Linked DNA regions of Homo sapiens: region 1 is linked to region 2. The links are chromatin contacts, found by Hi-C or POLR2A ChIA-PET in ENCODE. All regions are on one chromosome and are shown on one strand. Each heading gives the region's core, a stretch centred on a gene start or an enhancer-like site at or near the end of the contact. The rest is flanking DNA. Distances are from core to core; before and after follow the strand shown. Region 1 overlaps CLEC16A (C-type lectin domain containing 16A). Region 2 overlaps CLEC16A (C-type lectin domain containing 16A).

Evidence for each region. A loop is a pair of places that touch in the nucleus more often than their neighbours do. ChIA-PET counts read pairs that join two places held with the same protein, here RNA polymerase II (POLR2A). Pooled maps may share reads with other maps.
Region 1: a map of Right ventricle myocardium inferior shows a loop between it and region 2 (2.2-fold over the local background). The contact joins two enhancer-like sites. A Hi-C loop is called at or near these places in 2 of 168 maps with a recorded cell type or tissue (Right ventricle myocardium inferior and sciatic nerve) and 3 of 50 pooled maps. POLR2A ChIA-PET finds 5 or more read pairs at or near these places in 5 of 52 experiments (AG04450, MCF 10A, Panc1 and 2 more).

What each region holds. Positions count from the first base shown.
Region 1 is chr16:11,027,900-11,034,949 of GRCh38, reverse strand. The region is part of intron 13 of CLEC16A (C-type lectin domain containing 16A); the gene reads right to left. It also overlaps the pseudogene RPL7P46. Among named protein-coding and RNA genes, the nearest start is that of CLEC16A, 87 kb to the right of the region's middle. Within about 2 kb of position 2,519, at least 4 of the 41 ENCODE cell types and tissues checked have a DNase peak (open chromatin) inside an H3K27ac peak, as active enhancers do.
Region 2 is chr16:11,134,741-11,141,260 of GRCh38, reverse strand. All of the region lies in intron 22 of CLEC16A (C-type lectin domain containing 16A), which reads right to left. It overlaps LOC105371081 (a long non-coding RNA gene), which reads left to right and starts at 6,211. Exons shown (of 2, transcript XR_001752081.2): 1 at 6,211-6,298. RefSeq lists enhancers at 1-534, 535-1,113. Within about 2 kb of position 2,385, at least 4 of the 41 ENCODE cell types and tissues checked have a DNase peak (open chromatin) inside an H3K27ac peak, as active enhancers do.

The DNA.
Region 1 (7,050 bases), core at 1,270-3,769, 110 kb after region 2:
TACACACAAACACACACACACACTCATACACACACAGACACTCATTCACACACGCATGCATACCCCGTGGTTTTTGGTCACAGAAAGGCAGGTTTTGCTGCAAACCCAATAGCTTCTTTGCCAGTCATTTCCCTCTGACAGAAATAAACACTGTGGATAATATATTATCCTATTTGCTTCAACTCTTAAGTGCTTTGTGACAGACAAATTCCAAAGAAACCCTGCTGCACTTCACGGGAGCACTAGCTCATTCTGGCTTCCAGCAGACCACATGTTCCCTGCCCCGCCCACAGCCCTGCCTTAGGGGTCAGAGCCTGAGCTGCCCACCGACTCAGAACGGGTGTCCCCTGTCCACCCGTGGACAGGGGTGGAGGGCGGAACTCTCAACTAACTCATTCAAAGAATCCAAAACAGAAGGGAAGGGTGTGGCCCCACAGTGTCAGTAACTCTTACTAAGCTTCCCTCTCAGTTCTGATATCTGGATTCTTCCCCCTTAGTAGTAGCCCCCATTTAGGGTAGAGAGGTAAAAGACCCAGACCAAAGATGCATAAGAATAATTAGACAGATCTGGATAAAGACACCACGAGAACACCAGGTAAACAGTTCAAACTTTTTAAAAACGTCTGTTGACCACACAAAGTCTCCTTGGCTGCAGTCACACAAGTATTACCAGCTTTGGAAGACTATAGACCAAAGATTTCGAAAGCTAACCAGATGTTGGGCCGATTTCCAATGTACTTCTAATTCTGGTTATGTGTCAGCCAAGATCCAAACTGACGTTGTGCAAGTTCTCCGCATGGCAAAAGCTTCCCTTTAGCCTATTACCTTTCAACCTTTTCCATATCGCTCATCCATGTTCCATTAACTTCTCAGCAAAACAAAACACAAAACACAAAGAGCCCAAGACTCCTTCTTCCTGGGTAAACAATGACAAATGGAGTGGCAGGAGTAGAAGGTTGGTCACTGAACTGGGGAACCTTCAAGATACAAAAGCTGTAAAACTCACCCCCATCCCTCCACCTCTGGCCCAGGACTCAGCGGACTTGATAGAAGAGCGAAGGCTGCATTTTCTATTACAGAAACAAACCAGAATTCATTATGTGGCCCAACTGAATCACAACAAGCGCCTTCCGCCAACCGGTCAACCCTTTCCACTGTGGGATATTCATTTCGGTGCAGCATCTAATCTATTATGATTACTGGAAGGCCTGAGCTCACATTTGGTTTTTATGAACGTGGCTTTTATGTTAAAATTGACTATGAGGAAAAAATCTATGAGAAAGAGACCAGGTCACTTGGGACCTGATTTGGGGGGTAAGGATCTGGAAAAGTGAGGCTGAAGGTCAAGTGCAGCCTGATCAGCTGCTGCATAACCAAAAACCAATCACTCAACCAACCTCCACCAGCAAAGCCCCACCAAATGCAGACTCTGTGCTCACAGGCCAGGACTGAGCATAAACCAGGTGGCAGCTCCCCCACGAGGCAGCTTCCCCAGGCACCTGGGCCTCAGGGCACCGGACTTGAACTTTTCCGTTTCTTCTCCAAACCTACTCCAAGGCCCATGCTTGTTAGTTCTGGAAATGGCACTATTGGTCACACAGGGAAAGGAGTCAGGAACCTGAGCCTTACCCAGGCTCCTCCCTTCATGCCCCCTCCTTTCAAATCAACCAGAACCCCTCACCCCTAGCCTAGTGACTCTCCTTGTCTCCTCATCCTAGTAAATGCACCCCCACCATTGCTCAAGCCAAATCACAGGAGTCATCTGACTCGTCCCTTTCACTCGACCCCTACATTCAATCCATCAGCACGTCCTGGCTCTAGCGCTGAAATAATCACAAGTCCTTCCAGTTTCCTCTACTCCCCAGCCAGCAGCCTAATCCAATCCACATTATCTCGCCTGGATGACTGCAACAGCTTCTTAGCAAGTCTCTCGGTGTTCCCTCCTGCAACTCATCCCCACCCCCAGTCATCTACTTTCTGTCTGGTAGCCAACGTTTCTTTTAAAAACTTCCATCTGACCACATCACTGTCCTACTTAAAAATTCGGTAGGGGTTTCCCATTGCACTTGGAGAAAAAATGGCAATTCCTCTTCAGGGCCTTCAAGGCCCTTCATGACCTGGCCCCTGCCCGCCTGGCCAGCCTCACCTTGGCCCACTTTCTGCTCCTTCCCACCCCGGGGCCTCTGTACATGCTGCTCCCTTCACCTGGAGGACTCTTGCCCCAGGTCTTTGCAGAGCTGGCTCCTTCTCACTCTCTGGGCTGTGGCTCTGCTGGTCCTTCCTCAGAGGAGCCCTCCCCGACCACCCTGACTAGCACCTAGTAACCCCTGCAGCACAACCACTAGGCTTCCTCATCACTCCACCCTGTTCATTTCCTTCTACCATTTGTCACAGTCACAATTAATCTTCTTGTTCACTTCAGTGAGACTCATCTGGGCTTGTTTGAGTGCCTATGACGGGGCCTTGCCCTGGCAAGCGCTCAGCAAGTATCTGCTGAATGATAAGAAAGCCTCTCAGTTTCACCTCTCATCCCTCCCACCCGCTGGCTGAATTACTGCAAACCCATTCTGAGAGGTGCAGAGTGGGTCAGCTCACTAACTGACCAACTGCCCCCCAGCAGCCCCACACGGCTCATAGGAACACAGTTCAGTCGCTGCCTGTGCCACCCCCTGCAGACTGGCTCCAGATGCCTGCCTCTTGGGGCACCCGCTGCCTCGGACATGCTGCCACTCACCCTAGGGAACGGGCAGTGATCTGATGGATATGCCACAGGCTCTCATGCCCCTTCTTGCTCTGTCCTCTACCATAGCCCGGGTGTCCTCAGGAAACGGGTCCTCACTCCTGCGGGCAGAGTCCATGCTCACCACCAGGCAAGTGACCCTCTATTGTGCTGACAGCCTCCTCGTAGGACTTTTCTGTCCAAGAATGACTGATGCTTTCTTGGGCAAGGGCCTGGGTTGGTCTGCCTGGAGTTTGTAGTCCCCATGTTGAGCACACTGCCTGGCACACGGCCGGTGCTCCACATGCATTTGCTGAATAACTAATTACATGAGGAAATTCATCAGAAACTGCAAGCTATTCCTCCTGATCACTTAAGCCTCCAAGAGGCCTCTCCTGATTGCTCAGGCGGATGTAGTACCCTCTACCCTCAGCCTGCCCCACCGCATTACCTAGTTTTATTTTCACTGTTGCACTTCTCGCTACATGGGATTATTTTACTTGGTTACTAGTTTACTGTCTGTCTCCTCTAAGAGAATCCAGATTCCATGAAAGCATTTGTTTGCTTCACCACTGCATCCCCAATACTGATCCCAGTGCCTGGCATCTAACAGGGGCTTCCAAAATATTTGTTGGAAGAATGAATGAATCAATACATGCATAGCATTAGCAGAAAATGGGAGAAGGAATTCAATTTCCTTGAATATACAGTTCTACTCTTCCAAGAAGAAATTCCCAAGAAAAAGAGGTAGGATGCCCAGGCGGGAACACAGGTGAGTGGTCTCTCCAGCGCATAAGATGGATGAAGGTGCATGGCAGCACACCCAGTAAGCCATGACGTCTCTGCTCCCCGTACAGGTCAGGGCTGCAGGAAGGAAGCCCATGGAGAACACCAGTCACCAAGATGAGGAGCTTGCCCACTGTCCCATGGAGCCTGGCATCTACACCACACAGACAGCACCTTCTTTGCTGAAGCCCTGAGCTACAAGCTGCCAGGAAGAGATGGCCTTGGGGACGTGCCACATAGCTGAGCAGCAACCAATCAGCAAACTCTGGCTGAGCACTGACTGAGTGCCAGGCGGTAGGCTGGGTACTGCAGGGAGCACATGGTTTCTGCCTTCCAAGGCCTAGCAGTCCAGAATGGGAGAGAAAAAATACAGAGAAAAGGCGGTATTAAAAAGTGCCACAGGAACCTCATGGAGATTAAAAAACATCTGGTCTTCCCAAGATGTTGTTATGAAAATGAAAAGACATGCCACAGACTTGGGGGAAATCATTGCTAAATGCCTCTGATAAAGGACTTGCATTCAAAATACATAAAGAACTCTCGAGGCTGAGGCGGGTGTATCACTTGAGGTCAGGAGTTCGAGACCAGCCTGGCCAACAGGGCGAAACCCTGTCACTACTAAAAATACAAAAATCAGCCGGGCGTGGTGGCGCACACCTGTAGTCCCAGCTACTCTGGAGGCTGAGGCAGGAGAATTGCTTGAACCTGGGAGGCGGAGGTTGCAGCGAGCCAAGATTGCACCATTGCATTCTGGCCTGGGCAACAGAGTGAGACTCCGTCTTAAAAGAAACAAAACAAAAAAACCCAAAAGTCTCGAAACACAATATTTTTTTTACTCAATTCAATTTAAAAAACGGGCTAAGGATTCGAAAAGACTCTTCACTAACAAAGACATGTATGGCAAAAGAAACACATGAAAAGATGTTCAATGTCATTAGGGATATGCAAATTAAGATCATAAGATACCACTGCAAACCTATTAGAATGGTGAAAACTAAAAAGGTGGCCACACCAAATGTTGGAAAGGAGGTAAAGGAACTAGAACTCTTGTACACTGGTGATGGGATATAAAATTATATAGGCATCTTGGAAAACAGTTTGGCAGTATCTTAAAATAAAAGCAAACATACACATATCTCCCATAATTATATGGGAAATATGATTCAGCCATTCCATTCCTAGGTATTTATCCAAGAGAAAAGAATGTATATGCTCATACAACTCTCTGTATGGGCATACATTGTATGGGGCCACACAAATGCTCACAGCAGCTTTGTTTGTAATAGTCCAAAACTGGAAACAACCCAAATTTCCATTAACAGATGAATGAATAAACTGTGGTATGTTCATATAATGGAATGTTACTCAGCAAGAAGAAATGAACTACAGATACACACAACATCATGATGGATCTCAAAATAATTAAGTGGATTGAAAGAAGCCACATGAAGAGGAGTACATGTTGCATGACTCTGTTTATACAAAATTTTAGAAAGTGCAAAACTAATCTAGCATGACAGGAAGCAGACTGGTGTTACTTGGGGAGAGGGGTGTGGGAAGCAAGGGAGGGGAATGAGGAAATGTTTGGGATGCTGGATTATACACTGCCTTGATCATGGTGATGATTTCACGGGTATTTACATATGTCAAAATATTAAATTGTGCACCTTAAATATGTTCAGTTTATTGCATATCAATTAGACTTCAATCCAACTTTTTCTTTAAAGGTGCTATGCTTCTGGCCAAGATGGACTGAATTTATCCTACTAATTCAGGCAACTTAGAAAGCAAGACAATATATACAAAACAATGGTTATCAGACTCTGGATGAACAGGCAGCATAAGAGAGAGATCCCTGAGAGGGAGAAGCACAAAGGCAGTGGCCCAGTGATTGCTCCAGCTTGCTGTCCAGTGAGAGTATCCGGGCCTCAGCAAAGGGATAGAAAACCCAAAGACTGTGGTTCTCTCAGAGAAGGCAGAGTCTGGAGTTCAGGGAGATCAAGGGGTTAAAATTCATGGACAAGATAAATGAAGAGAGAGCTGCAGAGAGAGAGCTCAGACATGTGCAGAGGGTTCCTTTAGAACCTTGCTGTGTTCTGGTCTGTGCATGCACATGAAGAAAGGGAAAGACCTGCCAGAATGAAGCCTGTGGAACAATTCCTGGAGCTCACACTGGGGGGGCCAGTGTGGAGAGACCACCTCACCATGGGACACAGTAGAGTCTCAGAAGGGTAATGTCTCAGTAATAGGGCGAAGTTAGCCCTAAACTGAAGGCTGTCTGGACCAGCTCTCACAGAGCTTAAAAGCAAGCCTCAAAAAAGGATCAAACCAACTCCAATTAACTGAACCATCAGCCCAAAAATATTTACAGGAAGAATCCAGCATCCAACTGTGAAAAACCACAGTAACTGTCAACCAATCAAAAATGACCAGGCATGCAAAAAATGGGGGAAGGAATCCAAAAGCAGGAGAAAAATCAATAAGAGAAACACAGCTAGAAATTATACACATGACAAAACACAAGAAATCAAAAGGGAAACTGTGTAAAATTTTAAGCTGAATGAACCTCATATGTTAAAATTTACTGGATGCAGGTAAAGCAGTGCTTACAGGGAAATTTATAGCATTAAAGTCATAGAGAAGAAAGGTTTAAAAATCAATGACTGGAAAGGGAATAGCCTGAGGGATATTTTTCTGATAATGAAACTGTACTATCTCCTGATTAAGTGGTGTTCACACCTATCCATACATGTCCCAAAATTCACAGAATTAAATACAAAAATGAGTTAATTTTATGGTACGTTAGTTTAAAAAAATAAGCTGATTTGCTTAAAAAATCAATGATCAAAGCTTCCTACGATGATTAAAATCAATAATTAGAGCTTCTTTTTTTTTTTTTTTCCACAGCAGAGACAAGTGAACCTTTATTTTTATGCCTTTCTTCCTATGTGTATTTCAAGTCTTTTTCAAAACAAGGCTCCAGGACTCTCCAGATTCAATTATGTCCTTGGGCTTGGTCGACTGCTGCAGGAGTCTTAGGGAGCCTTGTACAAATGCTAGAGTGACTCATTTACCAACATTAAACCCTAGGATAGATGCAACAAAGCAGGACTCCTTCCTCCATGGAATGTGCCGATTTCAGACGACGCAGCACCCAATGTAGAAAACACTGGAATTTTTCCTTGGAACTAGACTCTGATGAGAGGTGCTTGACATGAACATAAGCTACTGTCTTTTCTTTTTGTTGAGACAGAGTTTCGCTCGTTGCCCAGGCTGGAGTGCAATGGCGTGATCTCAGCTCACTGCAACTTCCGCCTCCCACGTTTGAGCGATTCTCCTGCCTCAGCCTCCTGAGTAGCTGGGATTACAGGCATGCGCCACCATGCCCGGCTAATTTTTTATTTTTAGTAGAGATGGCATTTCTCCATGTTGGTCAGGCTGGTCTCGAACTCCCAACCTCAAGTGATCTGCCCACCTCAGCCTCCCAAAGTGTTGGGATTACGGGCGTGAGCCACAACGCCCAGCCAGCTACTGTCTTTTCTTTG
Region 2 (6,520 bases), core at 1,136-3,635:
CTCCAACAGGGCAGGTGCTCAGAACTCTACCTGCCTGGTGCTGTCCATATGGCTGGCAGAGCCCAAAAGCACTGGCTAGAATACTTGGGAGGACCCTACGGAAAAGCCTGGAGGAGCCAGGCCAACTGCTCTGCAAGTGACTCCAGCCAGGGCCATGAAGCTGGGAGTGCTGGCTTGCCACCCCTGAGCTTGCGACCTTGGGCAGGCAGCTCTATCCGTCTGAGCCCTGGCTCCCTCCTCAACAGCAGTGGCCATTATGACACTACGATAACGTGAAGCACTCACATGTAAAATGCTGGCCCAGCTAAGCTCCTGCTGTGTGAGGCAGGTCCTATCATCAGCCCCATTTGAAAGAAGGGGACACAGAGGCTCAGGAGCTTCACAGAACTTCCTGACATCACATAGTTGTCTAGGGGTAGGTGTGGATTTGAACCTGGGGGGTCTGGCTCCAGGGTGTGTGGCCCTAGCCTCTTGATTGCAATGGCTTCCTCGGCAGGGCTGTGGCACAGTTTAAACAACACAATGGCTTACACCTGGGCACAGCAGGTGCACTGATGATGGTGGCTTTCAAGCTGCTCAAGTCCGGCAGCTTGAGCAAGCCTTTCAGGTGCTTCGTGTTGGGTCAGCACAAAGGGCCACTCTGTGGGACATGGTGGGGACAGGAGGACAGGCCAGATTCTGCATTTGTTCTTTGCTGGATGTGGAGAGAGGGCAGGATGGGAAAGCCATGGCCTCCACCAGGCCAAGCACTGCTTTGAGATGCTAGACCACTGTGCTGAGCCCGTGGACATTTCCCTTGGGCTTCATGCTGGAAATCTGGCCAAAAAAAGAACGTTTTTCTCCCCAAATGCCCAAGACTTTGTAAATGTCAACTATTTCAGAGCATTTTCCGGGTTACTAAGAGCGGTGGTGGGGGTTTTTGAGGAAGGCTCATTCCATCCACACTGACTCTTCCTGCCACCCAGCCATCCGTGAGGTTCAACAGGACATCCGTGAGCCAGGAGGCTGGAGTGTGCCTGGAACCCAGCACCGGAGACCCAGCTGTGGGCCGGTGAGGTCATCGTGCTCAGAAAGCCACAACAAAGGGGCACGTAGGTTACCCCAGAAGCTCTGCAGAGCCTTCAAATCAACTTAGCAGGAAGAGAAAGAACAAAGGACAAGAGATAACTTTTGTTCTCAGGAAGCCGGTAGAAGAGGTAGAAGAAGCAGGCACCCTCTCCAGGGATGAACTTTGAGACTCCGGGCAGGGGACCTTGCTTTCTGACTCTTGCTTGCCCCAGCTATAAAAGTAGGACTAATAACTTTATACAGTATTTACATACTTATCTCCTTATTTTGTGTAAAGCACCTAGCCCAGTGCCTAGCACATAGTTGGCATTCAATAAATAGGATTTTTATCCTGGGACCTTAAATAAGTCTGTAAGGCTAGAAGTAGACCACATATGCCATGAGCCTGAATTTTACCAGCTAGCAAATATTTTCAGAGGAGTCACTGCACTTCACAGTCCAAACTTTGCAGTTCATACAGTTGAAGCATCTGCTCCCCAAATCACGCTGTGAATTTCTCACCCTCAACATGGAAACTGAGGCGGCGACTTTCAAGGACTGAGCTCACAGCAGGGAGTGACAGAGACAGTAAAACAATCCAGCAGCCAGGCTGATGGGTTTTGGAATGTGTTTTTGTGATTACTCTGAGGCTTCAGCAAGCAGGCTGTGTAAGTGTGAAGAGATGTTGCAAAACAGCCATTCCTATCACACTGGGATAATATTGACTTTTGGCCCTTTGGGAATTTGAGATGTTAAAAAAAATAATACTGTGTGTGTTTTTGGAGAAAAGCATATTTATACTAAATGCCATGGCTGGACAGCTGCAAATAAAGAAAACTGTATTTTAGTCATGGGATTCTGGTTATAGAGAGAAAAGAAGTGTAGAAAGCTGTAACCTCAGCAGAGGTGCCAGGAGGTGGGAACAGAACCCACTGGTGTCTCCATCATGCCAAGCTTGGAGGTTCTGTCTGAGATGACAAGCCAAGCTATGAGTGGGCCACCCCGGAGACCCCCACCAGTTCCTGGGGACCCTTCTAGTCACCACAACTCCCGAAGGCCTTCTGGACAGAACAAGACCCACAAGACACACAAGGACTGTTGGGTCAGAAGTTGGGATCATCGAGATGCCCTTGCTAGCTAAATGCACAGAGAACATTCGGGGAGGGAAACCAAGCCTTCTTAAGATTTTGCCTTAAGCTAGCTCTGTGGCTTCCCACTCCCTCAGTCAAATTGGTCACCAAATCCTGTTAGTTTCTCAGCGTAGCTATTTCTGTTTTCACTTCATGGTTATTTACCCTGAGGAAACCCTTGCGCAAGGGCACTTGGAGATGCCTATTTGTTAAAGGACAAAAAATTGGCCACCACCTAAACATCCATCAGTAGGGGACTGGCTCAATGAACAGTGGTTTGACCAGATGATCGCAGCAGTCAAAATCGAATGAGGGTGCGCCTGCGAACTAAAATGAAAAACACTCCAGGATACGCTGTTGAGTGAAAACAGTGGTCATTTAGGTTTTTTGAAACAAGCAATATAATCCTATAGTACAAGTAAGTGGCAAATGGCCAGAGAAAGGTAAGGAAGGCCGCACCCCAGCCTGTGGGACTTTTCTCATCCGCCCACGGGCATCACCTGACGCACAGCTGTGAGCATGCAGTGAAGGGGCCAGAATGTGTCTTGTGGCCTTCCCACTCCACCCTTCTCCTCTGCCCTTCCCAACTCCAGTCAGTTAAAACCCAAGTCCATTTTGCCACCCATGTCCCCTGATCTGTCTTAGAACCTTCAATGGCTTCCTGCTGCTTCTAGGATAAAATTCGAACCATGGGGCAAGCTCACAAAGCGCTTTGCTATCGGGCCCTGCTGAGCTTCCCAGCTCTCTGTTCATCCCTACCCTGCAGCCACACCTTTGCATGTGCCAAGCCAGAAGCACCACAGAGCCCACTAGCTGGCAAGACTTGCTCACAGTCCCTCCCCCTGACCCCAGGCTTCTCTGTAAGCCCTGTGCAGTGTTTATTTGATTCATCAAGGGCCTTAGTAAACGCTTGCTCAGCCAACCTTCCTTTTCCTGACCCTCGTCAACATGTTTGTCATGTCACTTCCTTGGAATTGTAAAAGTTCCTTTAAAAAATGCCAATTCTTTCCCTACCCCAATTCTTCTCCACCAGGCGGTCCCGTACCCTGGCCCCCAGGAGCTGCCGTGCTTTGAAGAGGCCATCAGCAGCATGAAGGAAACGGCCACGTGGAAAATCAAATGGCTTCTGCCTGTCTCTGAGGCACCATTATTGCTGCATCTCTGCCTTTTGATTCAGTTGGTTTTTCCCATTCTTAGTGGGTCCTCACGAACTAACTCTCCTTCCCACCAACTGTGCACTCGGCAATACTGCTTATTTGCATTTCCCTTTTTTTTGAGAGGGAGTCTCGCTCTGTTACCCAGGCTGGAGTGCAGTGGTGCGACCTTGGTTCACTGCAACCTCCACCTGCCAGGTCCAAGCAATTCTCCTGCCTCAGCCTCCTGAGTAGCTGGGACTACAGGCACACACCACCACGCCCGGCTACTTTTTGTATTTTTAGTAGAGATGGGATTTCACCATGTTGGCATTTCACTTTTTTTTTTTTTTTTTTTTTTTTAGATGGAGTCTCGCTCTGTCACCCAGCTAGTCTGGAACTCCTGACCTCAGGTGATCCACTCGCCTCGGCCTCCCAAAGTGCTGGGATTAAAGGTGTGAGCCACCACGCCCAGCTGGCATTTCATTTTCTTGGATCCCAAAGGCACTCTAATTCTTGGGAAGTGGTTCCCAAACCTTGTTCCAGGGGATTGTCTTTGAGCTAGTCAGAGAGATTTTAAGGCAAAAATCAAATCAAGATGGACTTTTATCAACTTACATACAGAATTAAGGGCTAGGAATTTTTCGTTTCTCGGTTTTCTGCCATAAAGGGGCCTTCACACCTTGGCATCTCCTATCACTTGTCTGTTAATGAGAACTTGCGGTTGATAAAACAAATGATTCAGAAGCAAAGAAAAAAAACACCAACAGAAAAGGCTTAGGATGTTTCCTTGGGTGATTTTATGGACTTTTCCTTTAGATACAGACTTGAGACACAGATGCAAGTCATGCTCTCTGATGACTTCTGTACTCTTGGTTCACACGATGGAGTAGAATACAGCAAGAATATGTGGGGTTCCCAAAGCTCACCTGATTTCCAGGTGTTCTGCCTCTGAATATGCTTCAGAACGGAGGGCATGGCGGTTCACGGAGTGGAAACCAGGGAGCCCTGGCTGGCCACTTGTGAGCTGGTAACACTGGGCACTGAGGAATGACACTAGCTTCCCAGAGCTGTTGTGAGGCTCCGGGGGACTGCCTGGCTCAGATGGGCGCAGTGCCAATGATGGCAGTCAGCACCCCAGGGGACAGGATGTGTGCTGGGCTGGAGGCCCAATTTGTGCTCTTCTCCAGCCCTGGCTCAGCCTCTGAGAGCTGTGGGGCCTCAGGCAGATTACAGGATCTCTTCTGTGTGAGGAGGAAAATTCTGCCTGCTCTATTACACCCCGGTGTTTTACCAACGCCCAGGGAAAGTCTTTGTGAAAGAGCAACTCTGTGCCACTGCAGCATGTCTTTGTAATTGACAGCAGAAGGACTACTGCATTCGTAATTTTGTTCGTGCTAATTGATTAATGTGTAGAAAAGGAACCTATTTTCTGGGGTCCCAAGGCTCAGCCCTTAACTAACAACAACAACAACAACAACAACAACAAAATGGCAAGAGCAGTTAACCTTTGCTGCACGTTTTATATGGGTCAGGCATTGTTCTGGGCACTTAGGTGAATGAACTCATTTTATGTCACAAGAGCCTAATGAGGTGACACTTGTATCCCATTTTTTGTTTTTCGGTTGTGGTACACATAACAGAATCTACCATCTGAGCCATTAGTAAGAGTACAGTTCAGTTCTTAAGTCCACTCACATTGTCGAGCATCATCCCTGTTTCTTATATGAATAAACTGAGATCCAACAAGGTGAACCAAATGGGTCAAGGCCACCTAACAATTTTCCCGTGGAGGTGGAAGGCTGGGACTTGGGCCCATACTCTTTGGCTTGTGCTGGGTGCTTTCATTCTGCTGCTTCTCACCTGGGCAAATACTCTGCTGCTGGGAAAAGAAACCCCATTGTGAATGAACAGGAAAAACAATGAAAAAAAGGATGCTGGGATTGATCATGGACACCCTGGGGTGGGAAGATTTGGTAAGTTCGATCTTTTCTTGGTGTCTTCCAGTCTTTTCTGTTATGCACTAGATGTGCTTGACTAGGAGGCTGGAGGATGAGGCTGGAGAGCTCTATCCTACGTGTGGGGCCAGGCCCGTGCTGGTGAGCACACGGGGTGTGTGGCCAAGCCACCCGCTCTGCCACTGACACTGGCCTGTGCTGTGCTGCCGGCATGGCTGCCCTGCTGCGGGCCCACCCGAGCCTACAGAACATTCTAAGGCATGGCCCAGGTCAAATGGCAGATTGCATATGGGGTTTGTTCTCTCCCCCCACCTACTGCACGGGCTTCTCTATTAGCAACCAGGGAGTGTTCCCTGCCATCTGACACACTCTTATGACCAGAAGGCTCCCGGGCATACAGTCGCTTTGGCAGTATGAGTTAGGTAATGACCCCAAAGAGTGAAGCAACACTCAGTTCTTTGGAACTCTCTTCTTCCCCTCCCTCCACCTCCCAGAAAAGCATCTGGGCAAGATGGCTGGCCCTGCCTACTGTGTCCATATTTAGCGAGAGAGGGCTCCCCATGACAAGTGCTACTGTGTCTATTGGGAAAGTGTCTTTGGGGGGCATGTTGTGAGTGGGGAAACCTTGCAGGCCCGGATCCGGGAACGCGGTTCCTTCTCTGGCTGTGTGAGCCCAGCTCCAGATTCCCTGAGGCTCTCTCTCTCCACAGCTGCTCTGGAGCCCTGAAAAGAGGCTTGGCAAACAGGAGACCCCTTGGACTCAGCTCAGGGCTGATTTTTGAGTAGGATCTGTTCCCCACACCCCTGCCCCACCACTTGAAGGCTGATCTCTTAGAGGCAATTGCCAGAAAGCTTTGAAAGGGGCTCAAATCCTGCTGCTTTTGTTCAGGCAGGATTTTGAAGTCATCCTTCTGCTTTTTGTTCATGCACACCAGGGACAAACCTGTGCAGGAACGAGCCCTGCACCGCTAGCCTGGTTTGGAAGTGGTGGTCTCAGGACGGAGCATCTTTCTGGATTGCTGCTTTGCAGGTTTGTCCTTGAAACACTGGAAGTGGGTCTTGGGGCACGAGGATGTGGGCCTATGCCAGGGTGGATGACGGAAGAGGGGAGTAGGGAACATTCTGTCTAGACCAGGGGCATCCCTTGAGGCCCCTCTCTAAGGAGGGCCTATCCTACTGATCTCTGACATTCTGAGACAGGCAGAGCTGCCATGCGAAGTAGCTCAGTCATTGCAGGTTGAGCAATCCAAAT